Regions from separate parts of the Homo sapiens genome. Here region 1 is linked to region 2. A link is a contact called in ENCODE Hi-C or POLR2A ChIA-PET data. All regions are on one chromosome and are shown on one strand. Each heading gives the region's core, a stretch centred on a gene start or an enhancer-like site at or near the end of the contact. The rest is flanking DNA. Distances are from core to core; before and after follow the strand shown.

Region 1 (3,499 bases), core at 569-3,068, 160 kb after region 2:
GTAACTTTTAAAAAATTGACATGTTGAATGGTAAAACAAGTAAGAACGAAATTTGCTTTTCAGAAGGTCACAAATTTTGCTTATATTCTTAGGTTGGAGAATATAATTACTAGATCTATTAGAAGGGAAAACTTTTAATATATTTTCACATATAATTCATTTATCATTGTAATTTTTTCCATTTAGGCAAATACTCTATCTGGATCTTCTCTCAGTCAGGCACCATCTCATATGTATGGCAATAGATCAAATTCATCAATGGCAGCTCTTATAGCTCAGTCTGAAAACAATCAAACAGGTAAGTTTTCAAGAATTACTAACTCTAAAACCCTACTCTCACCTACTTTAATTTTTTTCCCCTTTTGGTTCATTTTATTTGAAAACATGCAGGGATGTGGTTAGTAGAGGATTTGTACTTTAAAAAAATATTCACAGTTGGAAAATGTTAAATATTTCAGGTGCTGGTTATGTTAACTAGCTTGATTTTATTATTCCACATTACATTCATATATCATAACATCAATTTGTACTCCAAATTTATATAATTACAAACTGTCAATTTACAATAAAAAAGAATCACAGTTGGAAGTAAATAGTATGCTGTGCTGCAAAATAGCAATGTCCTTTTTTTTTTTTTTTTTTTTTTTTTATTGTCTGAAATGGAAATGTTTCAACAGAGCCATCAGCAAGCAGGAATGCAGCAGTGTCTCCTGTGACTTTTGTGATTGATGTGTTCAGTTCTCAGTTCTATGCAATGAAAGTAACATAACACTGGGCTTTTCTGTGAATAGCCTAAACCTTTATTTGCATAATTCATGAAATTGTATTACACAAACTTGGTTAAAAAAATCCTGTTAGAGAATTTCTGCAGTGTTTAGTAATCCTGTGAATGTTCACCAGTTGACGTTTTGTCGCATTTGTCTCTTGTACTGTCTTAATGAGCCACTGGATTTGCTTTGTTTCATTGCATCCTTAAGGATTGGTTGACATGTCCAAGTAGTCATGCCTGTTTGGGGGAAGGGAATGGATTTAGCAGTTCACCAAGAATGGATCAGTCTGTCTTTACCGTTTAAGGGTCAGAGGTTACCTGACTCAGAATAAGGGGAGGACAACCTTGAAAGAGGCCAGATAAGGTGATTTTTATAAGGAACTAACTGCAGGGGAAATACAAGTTACTTTCCAAGCAGAGATATATGATATTACCTAAGGAATATTTTGAAAAGTTAATTTTTTTCTTTAAAATTCAGGATTCTGTATTCCTACTTGTTTTTGTCAATTTGGAAATTTAGTGTTTTATGTAATTTTATTCTTGGTGTAAGGCTCTAGTGTCTAACACCATAATTTTAGTCTTGGTGTGCAGCTCTATGTAAATGTGTTTTATGGCTTGTCTTGGGATGCAAAGTGTTAAAAAATACAAAGCATACGGATTTGCTGTGATAAGCATACAGATTAGCTGTCCACAGCTGTGATTCATTACTTTAACCGTAGAAATTAAAAGTGGCTGAGGGGAGGGTACAGCAAATGCAAACCACGCTTCTGTGCTGTAAAATTGAAAGGAATGAAAGAACAGAACATAATCCATGGCCTTCTACACCCACAAAAACGTGTAGGGACAACGCCTTACATGCCACAGTTCAGCAATTCTGAACTAGCAACATGCTAGATCTTCTATTTTCGTGGGAACTGCAAAGATAGTGGTAAAGGTTTAATGTATGTTTTAGGAAAAATCAGGGCAAGAGTTTAAAACCTCTTATCTAGTGAGAGTCACTTTATCAGCTCTGAAATATTTACACTACAGATCAAGATCTTGGAGACAATAGCCGCAACCTAGTTGGCAGAGGAAGCTCACCCCGAGGAAGTCTCTCGCCACGGTAAGCGCTATTTACACTGCAAAGTATAGGCAAAGGAAACGTTTGAGATTTGGAAACTTTCTTATCTCATATCAGTAGAGTGTACATTTGTGAGGCTATAAAAGCATTCTACAGATAAGAAGCATGTCTAGACAAGAAAAATGATTCTAAATTAATTTAAATATTAATTTAAACACCATTAGATTTCTAAGTAAAACAAATCCCTTTCCTTTGGTTTCCAATCAGTTCGAACTCTCTTGTATTTATTACCTGTATACTGATTTGAGTAATTCTTTTTGATCATAAAATAGTTTTAAGATCTCTTAAAGTTGTAGACCCAAGACTTTCAAGTTTGGGTTCCAGTTTTAGCTCTGTTCTGTGTAGCACTTAATCCCTTAGTCTCTAGTTCCTAATTCAGTAAAGTCGTGTGGTAGATCACTAAACTCCTACTAGTTCTTAAATTGTTTGAATCAGTTATAGCAAATGTATTACAAGTTTTTTGAAATCATTTTATGACAGTATTCAGGTACCATTTATTAAAATCTAATTAATATATTTGGGGTTATCAAACTGCATATTCCTTCTGTTCTAAATGGGGAGAATGTGGTATGAGATACTGTGTCTGCTTGTAGGGGAGAATGGAACTTTGGTGATAGCTATCTCCTTATTAATTTTATTTCCCTTCTGTGCGTTCTCTTTGTTTTCTCCATGTTCTCTAATTTAGGAACCCTCCCTCAAGCATGGTGTTAGACTGGGTGACAATGGAGAGTAAGAGAAAAGCCCATTCTAGGGTCTTTCTTCCAAGAATGGGAGAAACGTGATTAAAAATGAAAACTTTGGTCAGGCGTGGTGGCTCATGTCTATAATCCCAGCGCTTTGGGAGGCCAAGTTTGGAGGATTGCTTGAGGCCTGGAGTTCAAGACCAGCCTGGGCAACATGCCAAGACTCCATGTCTACAATTTTTTTTTTTTTTTTTTCCAAAATGAACTTTTTCATGTGATGACAGATCATGAATAACAGTATTGCTGATATATTTGGGGAATGTCTGTTAAGGAACATCTTCTTTATCCTAAAGATTAGTTCAGTAACCACTAATTTCATTTTCTAATGGTACATCTAGTGATGCCTTTTTTTCTGTATAATTCCTGGGTGAACTAAAAGTAGTATTGTTTTCCCTGATTGAACTCTGCAGAAAATCAAATATCCATTCTTTGGAAACCAGGAATCTGAAGAACAATGATAACATGATCTGACTAGTCTGTGATTTTATGCTGTGATTAATTCTATGTTGTTTTTCTTTTCAAAGAAGAAAGTTAATGTTTGCTCAGTGTTTAGTGGAAGAAGCATTTCTCTGTTGCCCTTTTAAACTTAAAATATTACAAGCTACCGAGAATTATTAAGAAAGTGCTATTTTGCTTAATATAGTTTTTCCTTTTCATTAGTTAAATGGGACTTAACAAATGGTACTAAATTATTTTTAGCATATTATTTCCAACTTTATATTACTCTTTAGAAATCAGCCTGAGATGTAACAGCCTAAATTATCCTGGTATAGTGTACTATTTGCAGAGGGATGGCCAACTGTATGTGGCCCATAATGTTTACATATGGAATAAAAACCCCATTTGTTTAACATCTTACGAAAATTT
Region 2 (3,532 bases), core at 810-3,309:
TAGCCTTCTGATCATATGAAATATCATCATAATTGTTTTAAAGGACTTGTCTGCTAATTCTCTTTTCTGTTTCATTTCAAAATTGGTTTATTTTTTGTTTCATTATGGGGTGTAACTTCCTGCTTCTATGTAAGTCTTATAAATTTTGATTGACTTTTTAGCCACTGTGAATTTTACCTTGTTTTCTAGTTTCTCTAGTTTTGTTTGCCTTTTACAAATATTTGTGGACTTTGTTCTGTGGCATTATTGAGTTGCTTGAAAACAGTTTCTTTCTGTTGGGTCTTTCATGTTTTCTTTGACTGGACCAGGGCTGTGTTTAGGGTTAATTTTTTCCTCCTTCTGAAGACTTTCTTAGTACTCCTATGTCATATCTACAATGTGATATAAATTATATCACATCATTTCCTTTTGGACTTTTGGGTATGGGTACTATTCACATCCTTATGTCAGTTCTGGATGCTATTACCTCTAATTCTTTTGGTGATTTCTCATCTTGCCATTGGATAGCTCCTTTACATTGCAAGTGCTGATTTGTCATTCAACCAAAAGTTCTAGGGTGAGCCTTTGTAGATCTCTTCATTTCTCTCTCTCTCTCCAGCTCTCTACTCAGTGCTGGTCTCCCTTGTGAGCTCTAGGCACCTTGGCCTCCTTGGACTTCCAGCTTCATTTCCTCAACTTGGGGAGACTACAGGCTCTGCCTGGGTTCCTCCTCCCTGTTCCACGACCTGGAAACTCTCTCAAGGCAGTAAGCTGGGCACACGTGCGGCCCATTTGTTTTTTGTCTTCCAGGGATGACTGTGTTTTGTTGCTTGTCCAATATCTTCAGTGCTGTTGTTTCATTCATTTTATTAGGTTTTTATTATTTCGTGCAAGGAGGCTATATCTGGTCCCCTTTATTCACTCCATCTTGACCAGAAGTGGTATCATTGTGGTTTTAATTTACTTTTTCATGATAACTGATGATATTCAGCACATTTTAGCTTGTGTGTTGACCATTCGTGTGTTCTCTTGTGATGAGTTTGTTCATTTAGCCTTTGCTATTCTTTGTTTTCTTTTTTCATCTATTTGAGTTGCAGAAGGTGTTTATATGTCCTAAATACTGATCCTGTGTCTGATAAATGTTTTGTAAATACTTTCCCCAAGTCTATATGGTTTAACTATTTATTTTAACTGTACCTTTTGATGAGCAGAAATATTTATATCTGATAAGTTTAATTTATCAGTGTTTTCTTTTGTAGTTATTGCTTACTGTGAGCTAAGACAGTTTTGCCTAACCTCGAAGTCATGAAGGTAATTTCCTTTATTTCCTCTAAAAGGTTTTGCTTTTGCTAATTTATATTTAGGTCTGTGATGCATCTGAAATTATTTTTGTAGGTTTGAGTATTTTGCATATGGCTATCCAGTTGTTTTTCACCATTTGTTGAAAACAGTCTCTTTTTCTCACTGGGTTGCTTTGGGAACATCACATGGCTGCATAAGTGGGATATCTTTCAGAAATCTTTATTCTGCTCCAAAAATCTGTTTGTCTAGCCCTGTTATTCTGATAATTTTGTAACTTTATATTGTCTTGAAGTCAGAATTGCAAGTCCTAAAACCTTTTTCTTCTTTTTCGAAGTTCTGCATATTCTCCGTCCTTCACATTTCCATATAAATTCTAATAATCTCTTTTCTGTCTTCTCCAAGAAAGGCTGATGGGATCATGATTATAATTGTCTTGAGTCTGTTGATCAGTTTGAGGAGAACTGACATCTTAACAACGATTGAGTCTTAATCATTAGTATAGTATATCTCTCCATTTATTTAGGTCTTTTTTGCTTTGTCTGAGCAGTCGTTTGTTGCTTTTAGCCTTTGGTCTTGCATGTCTTCTGTTTTAAAATTACTTTTTTTTTTTCCTGTTTTTTTGAGACAGAGTCTTACTCTGTTGCCTCGCTGGAGTGCAGTGGTGCAATCTTTGCTCACTCCATCTCCTGGGTTCAGACAATTCTCCTGCCTCAGCCTCCCAAGGAGCTGGGATTACAGGCATGTACCACTAAGCACAGCTAATTTTTATGTTTTTAGTAGAGATAGGGTTTCACCATTGTTGGCCAGGCTGGTCAACTCCTGACCTCAAGTGATCTGCCTGTTTCGGCCTTCCAAAGTGCTGGGATTACAGGCATGAGTCACCACGCCTGGCCTAAAATTATTTTTAAATATTTTGTCTTTTTTTTGATGCTATTTTAAAATATTAAATACATTTTTTAGCAATTATAAAGTATTATAAAAATTTCTAATTTTTTGTTGGAAATAGAATTTTTGTATATTGACCTGTTTCTTACAACCTTACTTAAGTCATATTAATTCTACTAGTTTTTTAGGTAGATTACTTAGATTTTTCTAATAGATGATTGTCATAAAACACTGTTTTATCTCTTTTTTCCCATTTGTAATTCCTTTTATTCTCTTCCCTTACAGAATGGACTTAATCTTGTTTTCATTCTTAGAGGAGAGCATTCAGTGTTACACCATCAATTATAAGTCAGCTGTAGGGGTTTTATTGATGAAGTTTATCAGATTGCTTTCAAATATAGCTTTTATTACTATTTAGATATGGCAAGGCCAACAGAACCCAGCATGACTGCCATTGAAAAGATAGTTTGTTATAGTCACAGACCCCAAGAGGAATAGTCATGCCATGCCATGGAGAATACACAGCTGAGTAGCTTCCTGAGGGTTTGTGTCATGAATGGATATTGAGTTTTCTCAAAAGCTTTTTCTGTATCTATTGAGATAATGCTATGTTTTTAAAGATATTAATGTAAATTTCATTGTTTTATTTTCAAATGTTACGCTAAATGCCATTTGGTGTCATGGTGTATTATTCTTTTTTTTTTTTTAGTGATGGGTACAGTGGCACAATCTCTGCTCAGTGTAACCTCCACCTCCTGGGTTCAAGTGATTCTCCTGCCTCAGACTCCCAAGTAGCTGAGATTACAGGCACGTGCCACCATGCCCGGCTAATTTTTTTTGTGGAGACAGGGTTTCACCATGTTGGCCAGGCAGGTCTCCTGACCTCAAGTGATCCTCCCGCCTTGGCCTCCGAAAGTGCTGGGATTACTTTCGTAATCCATGTGAGCCACCACAACTGGCCTATTCTTCTTATATATTGTTGGACTTAAATTGCTAATAGTAAATATTTTTGCAACTTTGTATGGGAGGGATTTTGTTGTAATCTTGTTGCTTTTTGTCAAGTGCTGGTATTTTTGGTATATTCATTGGTATTCTTCATGCTAAACTTAGAAAATGATTTGGGAAGCATTGTCTTCTCTGTTTTCTGGAAATACTTGTGTGAGATTGATTTATAGTGTTTGAAGGAACTTATCAGTGAAAAAATCTGAGTCTAGAGTTTTCTTTTTGGGAAGGATTTTGATAATGAATTCAACTTAAAATGCTTCTCAGATTTTCTGTTTTATCAGTTTTGATAAGTTTCATTTTCAAATAATTTTTTCTTTTCATCTAAGCTGTTGAATTGGTTAGCATAAAGTCATTAATAATA

Evidence for each region. A loop is a pair of places that touch in the nucleus more often than their neighbours do. ChIA-PET counts read pairs that join two places held with the same protein, here RNA polymerase II (POLR2A). Pooled maps may share reads with other maps.
Region 1: a loop to region 2 is called in a pooled map, with 2.0 times the contacts of the local background. The contact joins two enhancer-like sites. A Hi-C loop is called at or near these places in 8 of 37 single-sample maps with no recorded cell type and 10 of 50 pooled maps. POLR2A ChIA-PET finds 5 or more read pairs at or near these places in 8 of 52 experiments (IMR-90, OCI-LY7, Panc1 and 5 more).

What each region holds. Positions count from the first base shown.
Region 1 is chr10:21,726,058-21,729,556 of GRCh38, forward strand. It overlaps MLLT10 (MLLT10 histone lysine methyltransferase DOT1L cofactor), which reads left to right. Exons shown (of 23, transcript NM_001195626.3): 15 at 187-298; 16 at 1,799-1,871. It overlaps LOC107984214 (a long non-coding RNA gene), which reads right to left. Exons shown (of 2, transcript XR_001747388.2): 2 at 466-1,006. Among named protein-coding and RNA genes, the nearest start is that of MLLT10, 190 kb to the left of the region's middle. RefSeq lists an enhancer at 465-966. Within about 2 kb of position 1,819, at least 2 of the 41 ENCODE cell types and tissues checked have a DNase peak (open chromatin) inside an H3K27ac peak, as active enhancers do.
Region 2 is chr10:21,570,737-21,574,268 of GRCh38, forward strand. All of the region lies in intron 3 of MLLT10 (MLLT10 histone lysine methyltransferase DOT1L cofactor), which reads left to right. Among named protein-coding and RNA genes, the nearest start is that of MLLT10, 38 kb to the left of the region's middle. Within about 2 kb of position 2,060, at least 4 of the 41 ENCODE cell types and tissues checked have a DNase peak (open chromatin) inside an H3K27ac peak, as active enhancers do.